Linked DNA regions of Mus musculus: region 2 is linked to region 1. Evidence: chromatin loops called from intact Hi-C (ENCODE). Cell type or tissue: heart. All regions are shown on one strand. Links, peaks and the distances in the headings refer to the core of each region. The heading gives the core; the rest is flanking DNA.

Region 1 (6,159 bases), core at 346-5,345:
CAGAAACTCTTAACTCTGACAAGGGTAGAATCTATTCTTTCACTCAATGCAGACAACACTGCTTAGGAATCCTTTGGGTGCGATCATTCAAGATACAGATCCTGGAAAAAATGTCAATAAAAAAAGGCAGCAGTCACTTTTAGGTTTCCATATGTTGATAAAGATTTCAAGATGTCAGAAAAGCAAAATGGTATATGGCAGGAAGAATTCTGAAGTCAGGCAAACAGGACGATATCTATGCTTCACTACAGATTAGTTAATATAACTTTACAGAGGTATCTTGATCTTCACAATAAAGTGAATTTACTTCTATGTCATGGGCACATTTAGCACAACACATGTTATCTGGCAAAAGTTCAATGTTTATGAACTGTTCCACTGATAATTGAAGGACCGAATAGTCTCTTTCGAAATCAGCCTTTACATTTTCAAAATAGACATGCATAGAATGTTACAGTATAATCTTAGAGCCAAATATTTCACAAGGCAAAGTTTCGTCTGAAGGATGAAGAATTATGACAACTAGGACATTAAATTAAACATCAAAACATTAGCTTTTCACATTGAATTAATTTTTACTTGAAAAATGAGTGACCTTGATGAACTTTCCTTTAAGACAAGTGGGCTCATTGTATTTATTTATGTATTCATTCATTCATTCATTCATTCATCCATCCATTCATTTATTGTGGTTTTAATCATGAAGGTCTGGTTGTTCTATAAAGGGTCTTTGACTCTGAGTCTGTACTCATATATTTGAAAGCATTTTTGTAAGATTATAAACAAGGTCTGGGGTTTTAATGATTTGTGACTAACACAAATTCATGGGAAAAATCTTTAAAGGACTTTGACTACAGATCTATGCCCCACACTTAGAAAATACCCAGAAATATTTTGCCTTGTATGAAATTTCTGAGCATTATAAGTTTGAAATGTTTCAGATACAAAAGCCAGATTATGAAGTGGCTAAATTCAGGTATTATACTAGCTAAATTTCTATGGTTCATAATGACACTAAAACACCTATATAACATACAAATATCTTTTATATTATCTTACATTATTACTTTACAAAAATATTGTGGGCATTTGTCAATAGTAATGTATTTTTCTGACTTTTTAAATAATTTAATTTTCAAATTTTGCAAGTAAGACTTGTAGTACCTGCTGCATTTTATTTTGTTCTTTTCTCCAGAGGGTGATGGCTTAGTCAGTTTTGGTTTTATGGTGAAGGAGCAAAACATCTGGATCATCTATTTGATAAGGCAGTAAGTGCTTCTAATGTTACTATTTCTTCTCAATTTACTTATATATTACATGTATAATTATATATTAATATTATATTATATATAATTATATATTTATATTATATATAATATATACATATAATTATATTATACATATTTATATATTTATATTATACATTATTATATAATATATATTTATATTCTTTTATATTCTTTTAATAACGTGAGCTAAAGAATGGATTCTATTGCTTTTTTTCTGCATAAAGCATTTAAAAGTGGTGTCTCTGAGATCTCTTTGTAGGCCATTTTAGTTCCAGCATTCCTTCTATCTCCTACCATGATGCTGTGTCTAGAAAAATGTCCAACTGAACTGTCTCACAAGGGATGTTGTGTGGTCTTCAGTTTAGCAGTCATTTCTCATATATTACCATTCAGCACATTAAATGAGTGAATGTGACTGATATAGTAGCCACATGGACATGGAAATTCCATTAGACAAGTGTAGAGTGCACAGTGCAGTAGCTGGGCTACTGTGCAAACATGCTTCCTATGTCCCCAGGCTTCACCTCTTTCTCAAGCTGGTCAACTGTGGACAGCTTTTGGGACCGCTTGGCAGGAATCTGACATTGGGCCATGACAAGGAAGTAAGTTCAGGCTAGAATCTAATTTTAGGCTAGAACAAAGAAGTAGGCTTCAGGCAAGAATGGGAATTTGGCCTAGGACCCAGAAGTAGGCTCAGATATCTTCTTCATCCTGATAAGCCCTTAGAAACAGGACTTTGTTTATTGCTTTGCTTGTTCCTTGACTATTTGTACTTATTGTCTTGCTTGTTCCTTCACCTAGATCTGACTTATTACTTACATGTAATTAAAATGATATAAAAGCAGATTTGGAAAAAAATAAACCTGCCTCAGCCTCAGAACTGGCTGGGTCATGCTACAGTGTTGTCTAATTGTCTTTTTTCTTTTTAATCTTCTCTGCTGCCCTGGAGAACCTGTTGACTGATTGAGCTGGCTTGGTCAGTCAGTCCTTATCCAAAGCAGGAACCAAGTCAAGCTCATTTCCTCCATAACACATACATTCAATATCCTTATCTGAATGAATGCATTAATGCTCTACCTGAAATCATTAAGTTAGTGCACAAAAACTTAATTAAAATACATGTAAGCTTCAGCATAGAATGTAAATAATATTACTATGTTCTGCTAATTGAAAGCTTACAATGCTACCTACTTTATATATCATTTTATACTTTATACATCTTGTGTCATCTTCATATTAGAGTTCTAAAATATAAATGATAGTTTCCATTTTAAGTATTAACAATTATTTGAAATTGTGGGGCAGTGGTGGCACATGCCTTTAATCCCAGCACTCTGGAGGCGTAAGCACCAGATAGAGTTCCAGGACAGCCAAGGCTACACATAGAAACCGTCTTGAAAAACAAAGACAAAAATCAAAACAAATCAAATTAATTCATTGATTGGTTGTGTGTGTGTGTTTGTGTGCCATGGGGGATCCTTGTGGTGAACAAAGGAAAACTTGCAGGAGTCATTTTTTCTTTCTTCCCCATTGGTCCGGTCTTGGGGATTAAACTTATCTTTAGGCTACGCAGCAAGCACCTTTGCCTGCCTAGAGGGGTGACTTGTCCAGGTCAAACAAACCAAAGCTAGAACTTGAATCAAGTTGAAGACAAATGGGGACCTTGTCAGACTAAACAAAACCAAGTGGACACTTCTATATGATAGTTAGTGGAAAATAATAATAAAATGAATCATGTCTAAGATGCATCGTCTAACATTCATAGTTTAGTCTCAGTAAAAGACTGTGGCTCAATTTCATTTACAAGAATCCATTCTGTCATAGGTGTAGCATCATTTTCTAAAGGAGAAGTCGCTCCCTCTAGTGACAGTCGTTGGAAATAACACGCCTAGCAAGAATTTAACCGTGGAAATTCCTTTCTCTGTGTGGAAGAAACAGTGCAAGGGAGAGAGGAGGAGACATTATTTACCAGAACTTCACCAAAATTGGATTACAGTTTCAGAAGACCTGACATAGGCATCTGTGTCACTCTCCATCCGCAGTTACTTTTATGAGATGTGTAATTTTCTAACCACGCCATTCTTATTGGTGCGTTTACCACTGTGATAAATGCCACGTCATATAGTTCTTATAATAACCTAAGTCGGTGACCCCTTTGCTATACTAAAATCGCCACCACTACAGTAAGCTTTATAGTAAAATTGTTAAATTTTCTATTTATGTGTGTAGATGGGTTATATTGTCTATGAACTTTATCGAAAAACGTTAAATGGTGTTTTGGAAATATTTGTTATACAGAAGGTGACATTTTTCTGGTAAATTTGAATTTGAGGACCACGAATAACTACCTTCTTTTTCTCAAAACAGAAAGGAAATGAATGTGTTCTTAAATATTAATCTATTTATGGATGCGGAAAGGAGGTGGGAGAAAATATGTATCAACTTGATATAGACTATGCATTTATGCCTATGTCCTAAAGTGACGTCACATCCCGTTCAGAGAACCCGGGAATCAAATGTCCAGGGCTCAAATCATCGCTCTGTCATTTTCTATGTTATTCTGGTAAGAGACCCAGTCTCTCCTTGTCTCAATAAAATGGATATCTTAATACATCAGAGGATTGTTATGCAAACTATTCGATGCCACGGTGCAAGACACACCAGTAAAAACAATCATTAATGATGACCACAAAATCTTTTCCAAAAAGAATAATTCCCAAAGCAAACCCACAGATCTTTGTTCCCCAGTAACGTCAGAGCTTAGAATAGAACTGAGTTTTTATTATTATTTTGAGCCAACGTGTATGCAGCCCAGGTTAGCCTCCAAGTCAACGATCCTCCTCAGCACCAGAGCACTGAGGCGACAGACAAGGGCCATCACACCAAGCTAGACTTCATTATTTTTTTCAGTTCTGTGGTGGTGGTGGTGGTGGTGGTGGTGGTGGTGGTGGTGGTGGGGAACCGTGGCATTCACCTTGGTTAATACAAACATTTGGCTCCTAGCTTTGTCTAATACCAGGAGGTGTTTTTACCGTTCCACATAAGTGGAAAGGGGATGAACTTGTTTGCAGACACAGACACACACACGGCTGCAGCCCGGATGCGGGCGAAGGGTCCAGAAGCCAGGTCCAGAAGCCCCGCCACTGTCTTCAGTCTCCTAGGATGATTGACATCCCTTTACGGAAACAAACGTGACAACCGCTATCCGCTACATTTACAGAAGCCAAACAAATACGGAAGTCACGAGCTGAAGAACCAATCAGGTGCGCTGCAGGTTCTCGCGAGACTTGCGGGCTGTGGCTCTGGCGTCACTGCGCTGGAGAGAGCGAGGGGCGGAGCTGGGGTTGCGGGGGACCGTGAGGGTTGTTGTTTGTAGGCGGAGGTCTGCGCGACTAGACCCGACATGAGCAGCCCGGAGCGGGACGAGGGGACCCCTGTCCCCGACAGCCGCGGCCACTGCGATGCTGACACTGTCTCGGGGACCCCAGACCGGCGACCGCTGCTCGGCGAGGAGAAGGCGGTGACAGGTGAGGGCCGCGCAGGGATCGTGGGGAGCCCCGCGCCCCGAGATGTCGAGGGCCTTGTCCCCCAGATTCGGGTGGCCGCAGCTAGGCAGGGAGAGTCACCTCCTTCCGTTCGGGGCCCCGCGGCAGCGGTGTTCGTGACACCGAAATATGTGGAGAAGGCCCAAGAAACTCGGGGAGCGGAGTCCCAGGCCCGTGACGTGAAGACGGAACCGGGCACCGTCGCGGCTGCAGCGGAAAAGTCAGAAGTGGCCACGCCAGGGAGCGAGGAGGTGATGGAGGTGGAGCAGAAGCCCGCGGGCGAAGAAATGGAGATGCTGGAGGCGAGTGGAGGAGTGAGGGAGGCGCCGGAGGAGGCAGGGCCCTGGCACCTGGGCATAGATCTTCGCAGGAACCCGCTGGAGGCCATCCAGCTGGAACTGGACACTGTGAATGCTCAGGCCGACAGGGCCTTCCAACATCTGGAGCAGAAGTTTGGGCGAATGCGACGACACTACCTGGAACGGAGGAACTACATCATTCAGAATATCCCAGGCTTCTGGATGACTGCCTTCCGGAACCACCCTCAGTTGTCCGCCATGATTAGGGGTCGGGATGCAGAGATGTTAAGGTACGTAACCAGTCTGGAGGTGAAGGAACTGAGACACCCTAAGACTGGCTGCAAATTCAAGTTCTTTTTTCGAAGAAACCCCTACTTCAGAAACAAGCTGATTGTCAAGGAATATGAAGTGAGATCATCTGGTCGAGTGGTGTCTCTTTCCACTCCAATCATTTGGCGGAGAGGGCATGAGCCCCAGTCCTTCATTCGCAGAAACCAAGATCTCATTTGCAGCTTCTTCACCTGGTTCTCGGACCACAGCCTTCCAGAATCTGACAGAATCGCTGAGATTATCAAAGAGGATCTGTGGCCAAACCCACTGCAATACTACCTGTGTCGTGAAGGAATCCGTAGACCCCGACGTCGCCCAATAAGGGAGCCAGTGGAGATTCCCAGGCCTTTTGGCTTCCAGTCAGGTTAATCTTTGCATTTGAAAATGCGGCCGGAACTGGTCCCTTCTCACCTGTGCTTGAGCAAATGCAACGGGTATGCAGTGTTTTGATTTCTTTCCTCCTGACTTTTCTGCATCTTCTATCTGGATAGTCTCCACCTCGAGATTAAGACTGGACATGCTTCTGCTTTCCCATGGCCTTCATGCTGTTCTGAATTAGTATCTGCTGGTTCACGGCCCTGGCTTATACCCTTTCTAAGCTCAACAATGAAACTGTATGTTACACTGCCTTTACACTGTTTGGACCCTATTGTTTTCAGTCTTACCTGTTTACTGCCACCTAGATGTCTTGCTTTA
Region 2 (6,159 bases), core at 502-5,501, 140 kb after region 1:
CCAACAATGAAGGTAAAGTTAGTTTCTAGAAGGAAACATCCAAGTTTGAAAGTGATATCTAATTGAGTGGCAGATAAAGTGATGAATCAACAGAATAGGATATGCCCAACTCGCAGAAGAGAGAGGAAAGGGAAGCTACTTGAAGGGCTGTGCAAAGAGAGAAAGAGAACTGGGAGAGTTTTACAGAGACAGGTTGCAGAGAGAGAACAAGCTAGACACAGGTGAACACAGAACACGTTAGAGAATGAGAAGGAGCCAGCTAAGAACATACTGCCAAAGTTAGTCTGAGGCCAGGCAGGGCATTCAGTTAGAGGCCTAGAGAAAGGCCAGATGGAAGCAGTCGGTTTGGAGAGGAGTTTTGAGCCAGAACAGTTAAGTTGAACCAGCCAGCTAAAGCTCAGAAAGAGCTAGAAAGCAGTAAGTCTCAGAGACTAAACCTTCTAGGCCTCGATAAGATTGTACATAGGCTAGAACCTTCCAAGACTAGGCCTAGACTAGCAGATGAAGCCAACAATGACGTGAGGGGAGCAAAAGCTACTTTTACATACATACACCATACCAAAAAGGGGGAAAAAAAGTGACTGTGTCATCATATTCAGTTAATTCCAACCACATCGTAAATCACTAAGCCCAGTATGCTCAAGACATAGAAAACACTGTTTTCTGTAACTCAGAAGACAGAGGCTCTCGGGGGCTGGGGGTGGGGGAGTCCAAAGAGTAACTAGAATATATAAAGCTTCTGCTGAGCATTTGGAGAAGTAAGGTTTAAAGAAATTGTAAGTGGTGACACAAAAGGCTTCCTAGGAGGGAAGAGAAGGACGGCGGTGGGAGGGTGATTTCATAATTTAAGTACTTAAGATGAGACCCCACATGATGAAGAGACACTGAATGGAAGGGAAGAGACCCTCCCTCCGGGACAGGCAATAGCAAGCCTTGGCAAATACTCCTCTCCCCCATAAGAATGCAAAAGAACTTTACATCGTCTTTCTGGTAACAGGTTGCTAACCACAGAGAGGCTCCTACTTGTGTGTGGTTGATGTGTGTCCCTAACTATGTCCTGGTGTTCAGCACTCGGTGAGACTTAGGATTTCTATACCAAGCATAACCAAGATTCACCAGGGTATCGTTTTCAGCCTTTAATCAGCACTGCGATTCAAAACTTGCAGTAGAGTATCTTCTGAATCTTCTATCCTAAAATGTGTATGCTCACACACGCACAAAACTGGCTTTTTAACATGACAGAGGTTAAACAACATTCTCCATGAACGACAGTGAATACAGATGAAGGGCATAAGATGAACCAGACTGGAATCTGAACGCCGTGGAAGGAAAGAAATTAGCACCCAGAGAACACTCTGAAAGAGTAGCCAAAGGACCAAGACTTAAATGTCTTTAAACTATGAGAAAGGAAATGAGATCTGTGCAACTGGCAAGCAAAACAGAGCCCCAGCAGGGACACACACCTTTTTTTTTTTTTAAAGCATCTGTATGCTTGAAAACACACCGGAGTGATTCAGGAGCCTCATTTTTGATTTTGGAGAATCTGACCAACTGGGGCACTGACAGGACTACACTGACTGTGGTCTGCACTAGTGATGTGGTGGGTGCTAACCGTAATAGCAAACAATCGGCTGCACACTTAATCCTCGAAAGGTTAATTGAGAAGGAACCCAGATTATTTGCCCAGTGTCACAGGGCTAGGCACTTGGTGCCAGGGTCCCGAACCAGGGACTTTGACTGCAGAGTCCTGCTTAGACTTCTCACTGTGATATTCTTAATTCTTTAGTTTCTTGTGAACCCAAAGGGTCAGAGAAAGCAGGGCGATTAAGATGAGGGTATAAGCCTACAAATAAAGCAATCTAATCCCCTCATATTCTGGGTAGATTCTGTTGAGATTACAACTTTATTTAAAACGCACAGATCAAGTAGTACGTGCACAATAAATGCTTGTTTTCTTCTCTTGGTAAAGACAAAAGGAGGTCTAAGATGTTAACGACTTCTCCCAGTGTTTCTCACAATACTATTTATTATACAGTCTCTCCCTGTATGAAATACTTAAACTCTGACAGGTGATTACTTGGGTGTGCAAAAGGAAAGATGCAGCCATGTTTTCTTGAAGTTCAAAACAAGTGGCTGTACCCACTCAGCTGGTGCCCAGAGGAGTTGGAAAAAATAATAGGGCCTGGGATCAACAAATGACACACAAAGCCCCTGACCCCGCTTTTTCAGGGTTCTACAAGTCGGCTTCCCGGCTCGGTCTTGCGCTATCTTCTGCCCCTGGCTTCCTCCTCAAGACCGCAGAACCCCTGAAAGTACACTTCCGCCCAGCGGCCGGGGACCTACGACACTCTACACAGCCGCCTTTAGAGGCTGTCCGTGCCACTCACCCGGGCGCTCTCGGGCAGGTTGTAGCGGCACAGCGTGTGGTCGAGATCGAAGCCGACCACGTCGCAGGCGCCCAGGGAGAAGTGCTGAGCCATGGCAGGGCAGCGGCGGGTAACGCAGACCGGAAGGCCGGTAGAGCATGCGAGAAGTTGCCGGGACTCTACAAGCGTAACTCGCAGGCAGGACGCGGAGCGGGGCGGGGCTTGACGGGGCGGGGCTTGACGGGGCGGAGCTTGGCGGGGCGGAGGCTTATATAAGACAGACGGGCGGGGCGTGGTCTGGTCGGGAGGAGCTAGTCAAGTAGGGCGGGTTCTGAGCACACTCCCGCGTCTCCAAGTCAGTGGCCTGTCTGCCTCCTGGATCGCCCCAGTTTTGCTGGCTGGTTCAGGCCAGTTCCACGGCTTGCTTCCAGCTAGTACAGTGCAGCAGGAGCTAAAATGCTCAACTAGGACCCTGCTAGCCAATGTCCTTAATGTAGCTTAAGGTTTCACAGAATTAGTGGGAATTCTCGTTCATTTTTCAGGCGCCACACTACTAAATGATACCAGTGAAACCTCATCCCTTGAGGCTTGAGTGTGGGAGCAGTGTGTGAGAAAATTATGAGCACAAATAACTGTTGGACCCTGTGATGGTTTGTATATTCTTGGACTAGGGAGTGACACCATTTGGAGGTGTGGCCTTGTTGGAATAGGTGTGACCAGGTTGGAATAGGTGTGTCACTGTGGGCGTGGGCATAAGATCCTCACCCTAGTTGCCTGGAAGTCAGTCTTCCACTAGCAGCCTTTGGATGAAGACATAGAACGCTCAGCTCTGCCTGCACCATGCCTGCCTGGATGCTGCCATGCTCCCACCTTGATGATAATGGACTGAACCTCTGTACCTGTAAGCCAGCCCCAATTAAATGTTGTTTTTTATAAGACTTGCCTTGGTCATGGTGTCTGTTCACAGCAGTAAAACTCTGACTAATACAGACCCCTTTAGCATACAGTTTGGTAAGTGGACTTTGAAAGTTGAATCAACAGCTTTATTACTCTATAGTTTGGTAATAAGACATGAAAGACATTCCTGGCATCATTTCAGCCATTGGAATGCATTAAAAAATATATTACGTATTATGGAAGACCACCTTACCAAAAACACCAAGGCTGGTTGTATTAGTCAGGGTTCTCTAAAGACACAGAACTTATGGAATGAGTTCTCTATATATTAAAGGAATGTATTGTGATGACTTATAGTCTGTAGTTCAACTCACCGAGCATTGGTCAACTGTTAATAGGAATTCGAAGAGTTTGGTAGTTGCTCCGTCCCGTGAGGCTAGTTGTTTGAACTGGTCTTCTGTAGAAGTAGGTCTTGTGAGACTAGGCTGGGGCCTAGCAAACACAGAAGTGGATGCTCACAGTCAGCTATTGGATGGATCACAAAGCCCCCAATGGAGGAGCTAGAGAACATATCCAAGGAGCTAAAGGGATCTACAACCCTATAGGTGGAACAACAATATGAACTAACCAGTACCCCGGAGCTCTTGACTCTAGCTGCATATGTATCAAAAGATGGCCTAGTCGGCCATCACTGGAAAGAGAGGCCTATTGGACACGCAAACTTTATATGCCCCAGTACAGGGGAATGCCAGGGCCCAAAAATGGGAATGGGTGGGTAGGGAAGTGTGTGTGTGTGGGGGGTATGGGGGATAGCATTCTAAATGTAATTGAGGAAAATACGTAGTAATAAAAAATATTAATAAAAAAGAAAAAGAAAAAGAGTGAATCTTCCTTCTTCCAATGTCCCTGGGTAGGCTTCTATGAGAAAGTGTGGCTCAGATTAAAGGTGCATACCACCATGCCTGGATCTAGGACTTGCTTTGTCCCAGGCTGACCTTGAATCCAGATATCACCTTGCCTCAGTCTCCTGGGATTAAAGGCCTGTACTACCTTGCCTGAGCCTAAGCTTTTCACGGTCATCATGTCTCAAGATCTCCATGACAAGAGCCAGATCAGAAACTTGTGTCTTCCAGCCTCAAAATCTGGATCACAGGTGAGCCCTCCAGTTCTGGATTGTAGTTCATTTCGGATATAGTCAAGCTAACAACCAGGAAATAGCCCATTACACTGGTGGTTATTTGATTATCCTGCTTTTAATTGAGTTTTTCTATGAAGACATCAAAAATGTCATTGATGAATGGAATTCATCAAAAAAAAAAAAAAAGTTTTGTACCCAGAACTTTTGTGAGCAGGCAGTACAGAGTGGTAGGAGTGATGATTTGCCTGATTCAGGATTACACTATTTTAGATTCAGAAAACTCAATACAGTTGGGACAAAGGATGTCAGAACCATTTAACTTTCAGCCTCTGCATGTGAAAAAACAAGTATATTAAGTCTTTTTTTGTCTCATACTTCTCCATTTAAATGAGAAAATACAAATCTTCATACTGTTACTCTAAATTAAAAAAAAAACTTTTCTCTAGTGAGAAAGAGCAATTGAAATGGCATAATGATATAAATAGTTGAGAATTTCACTTAACCCTTACAGATACTAACTCTTAGAAGGTAAATAGACCAAATTAGTTCTGTTAATTATAGTTCAATGGATAGTGCAATTAGTTAGGGTGCTTGCTTATAATACCTAATGGACTCATTTGAAATCACATTGACAACTTTTCTGTTATAATGAGCCTCAAACAAATCTGGAATAGGAACAGGAGAAAGTCCTCTAGAAAATTGAGCGTGTCAGTAATCAGAGATTAAAGACCACTGAGATCCTCCATTCTTTACTGTCTGTGAAGAGAAAAGGCAGGCTTTTTTGTAGCTCACACTGATGTAGGAAACTGGGGTCCATGAGTGTAAAAGTAGGGTCCTTGAAGAGGTCAGGGCATCCTAGCTTCAGAAGGGCTTGAACTCAAGAATTATGGTGTCACAAAGTCACAGGTAAACAAAACTTTCACAGAATTAGTAGCTCTGGGTTCTTGACTCTCAAATTCAGAGAAAGAAGATAGGAGGGTGAGTTGAGAAAGGAGTTTTAGTCCAGAAATGTAGATGGGAGCTTAAAATAGAAGAAGAAAGAGAAGAAGGAGGAGGAGGAGGACGAGGAGGAGAAGGAGAAGGAGAAGGAGAAGGAGGAGAAGGAGAAGGAAGAAGAAGAAGAAGAAGAAGAAGAAGAAGAAGAAGAAGAAGAAGAAGAAGAAGAAGAAGAAGAAGAAGAAGAAGAAGAAGAAGGTGGCAGAGTCCCTGTGTAACTGGAGCAAGTCCCAGGATGGAGAATCAACAAGGGAATTCCTACAGTTCTGATGGCAGAAGCTGGATCTGGCCTGGGAAGGCCATTGCTTGGTCCATTTGCCTCGCCCCCTTGACCTATCCAGGAACTGCTCAGTTCTAGCTACACCATCATTTACAGTGTCCAGGCAGTGGTGCTCATCCACATAGTACAGAGACGAGACAGAAAAGGAACCAGAGGTCCCTTGTGCATTCCTAGCCTCTGTGTGAAGAGAATCAAAGACATTTTTACACCTGGCTAGGGACAAAAGTCTTTTGAAGTCCTTGCTTGACTAGCTTTTGTCCCTTGTTCTTATCAACGAACATTCCCTTATTAGTTTTAGTGGAAGCACTGACCTCCATAATGCTTTTGTGAATCTAAAGTAAAAGGCCTTCCAAATCTGACTTCCATTTTAGTTTAAACTTGAAGGTCACAGGTCTCCCTAGAAGAGACTATGTGTGTGTGAGTCTCTCTCTCTCTCTCTCTCTCTCTCTCTCTCTCTCTCTCTCTCTGTGTGTGTGTGTGTG

Evidence for each region. A loop is a pair of places that touch in the nucleus more often than their neighbours do. Peaks named below come from ENCODE experiments on the same cell type or tissue, not always from the same donor. Only the 100,000 strongest peaks of a DNase experiment are listed, where the experiment ranks them.
Region 2: it touches region 1 in a loop (4-fold over the local background); 3 of 42 quality-filtered maps call a loop at or near these places.

Annotation. Positions count from the first base shown.
Region 1 is chr10:34,277,589-34,283,747 of GRCm38, forward strand. It overlaps Tspyl1 (testis-specific protein, Y-encoded-like 1), which reads left to right and starts at 4,602. Exons shown (of 1, transcript NM_009433.3): 1 at 4,602-6,159. The coding sequence starts at 4,693. The coding sequence ends at 5,832. All of the region lies in intron 1 of Gm26564 (a long non-coding RNA gene), which reads right to left. In heart, for the core only: a CTCF peak has its summit at 3,165 (motif pointing left); DNase peaks (open chromatin) are centred at 3,183, 4,583 and 5,173; H3K4me3 peaks cover 2,233 bases; H3K27ac peaks cover 1,530 bases.
Region 2 is chr10:34,415,974-34,422,132 of GRCm38, forward strand. It overlaps Nt5dc1 (5'-nucleotidase domain containing 1), which reads right to left and starts at 2,578. Exons shown (of 12, transcript NM_176968.5): 1 at 2,388-2,578. The coding sequence starts at 2,480. In heart, for the core only: no CTCF peak of the experiment used is centred there; a DNase peak (open chromatin) is centred at 2,608; H3K4me3 peaks cover 1,625 bases; H3K27ac peaks cover 1,293 bases.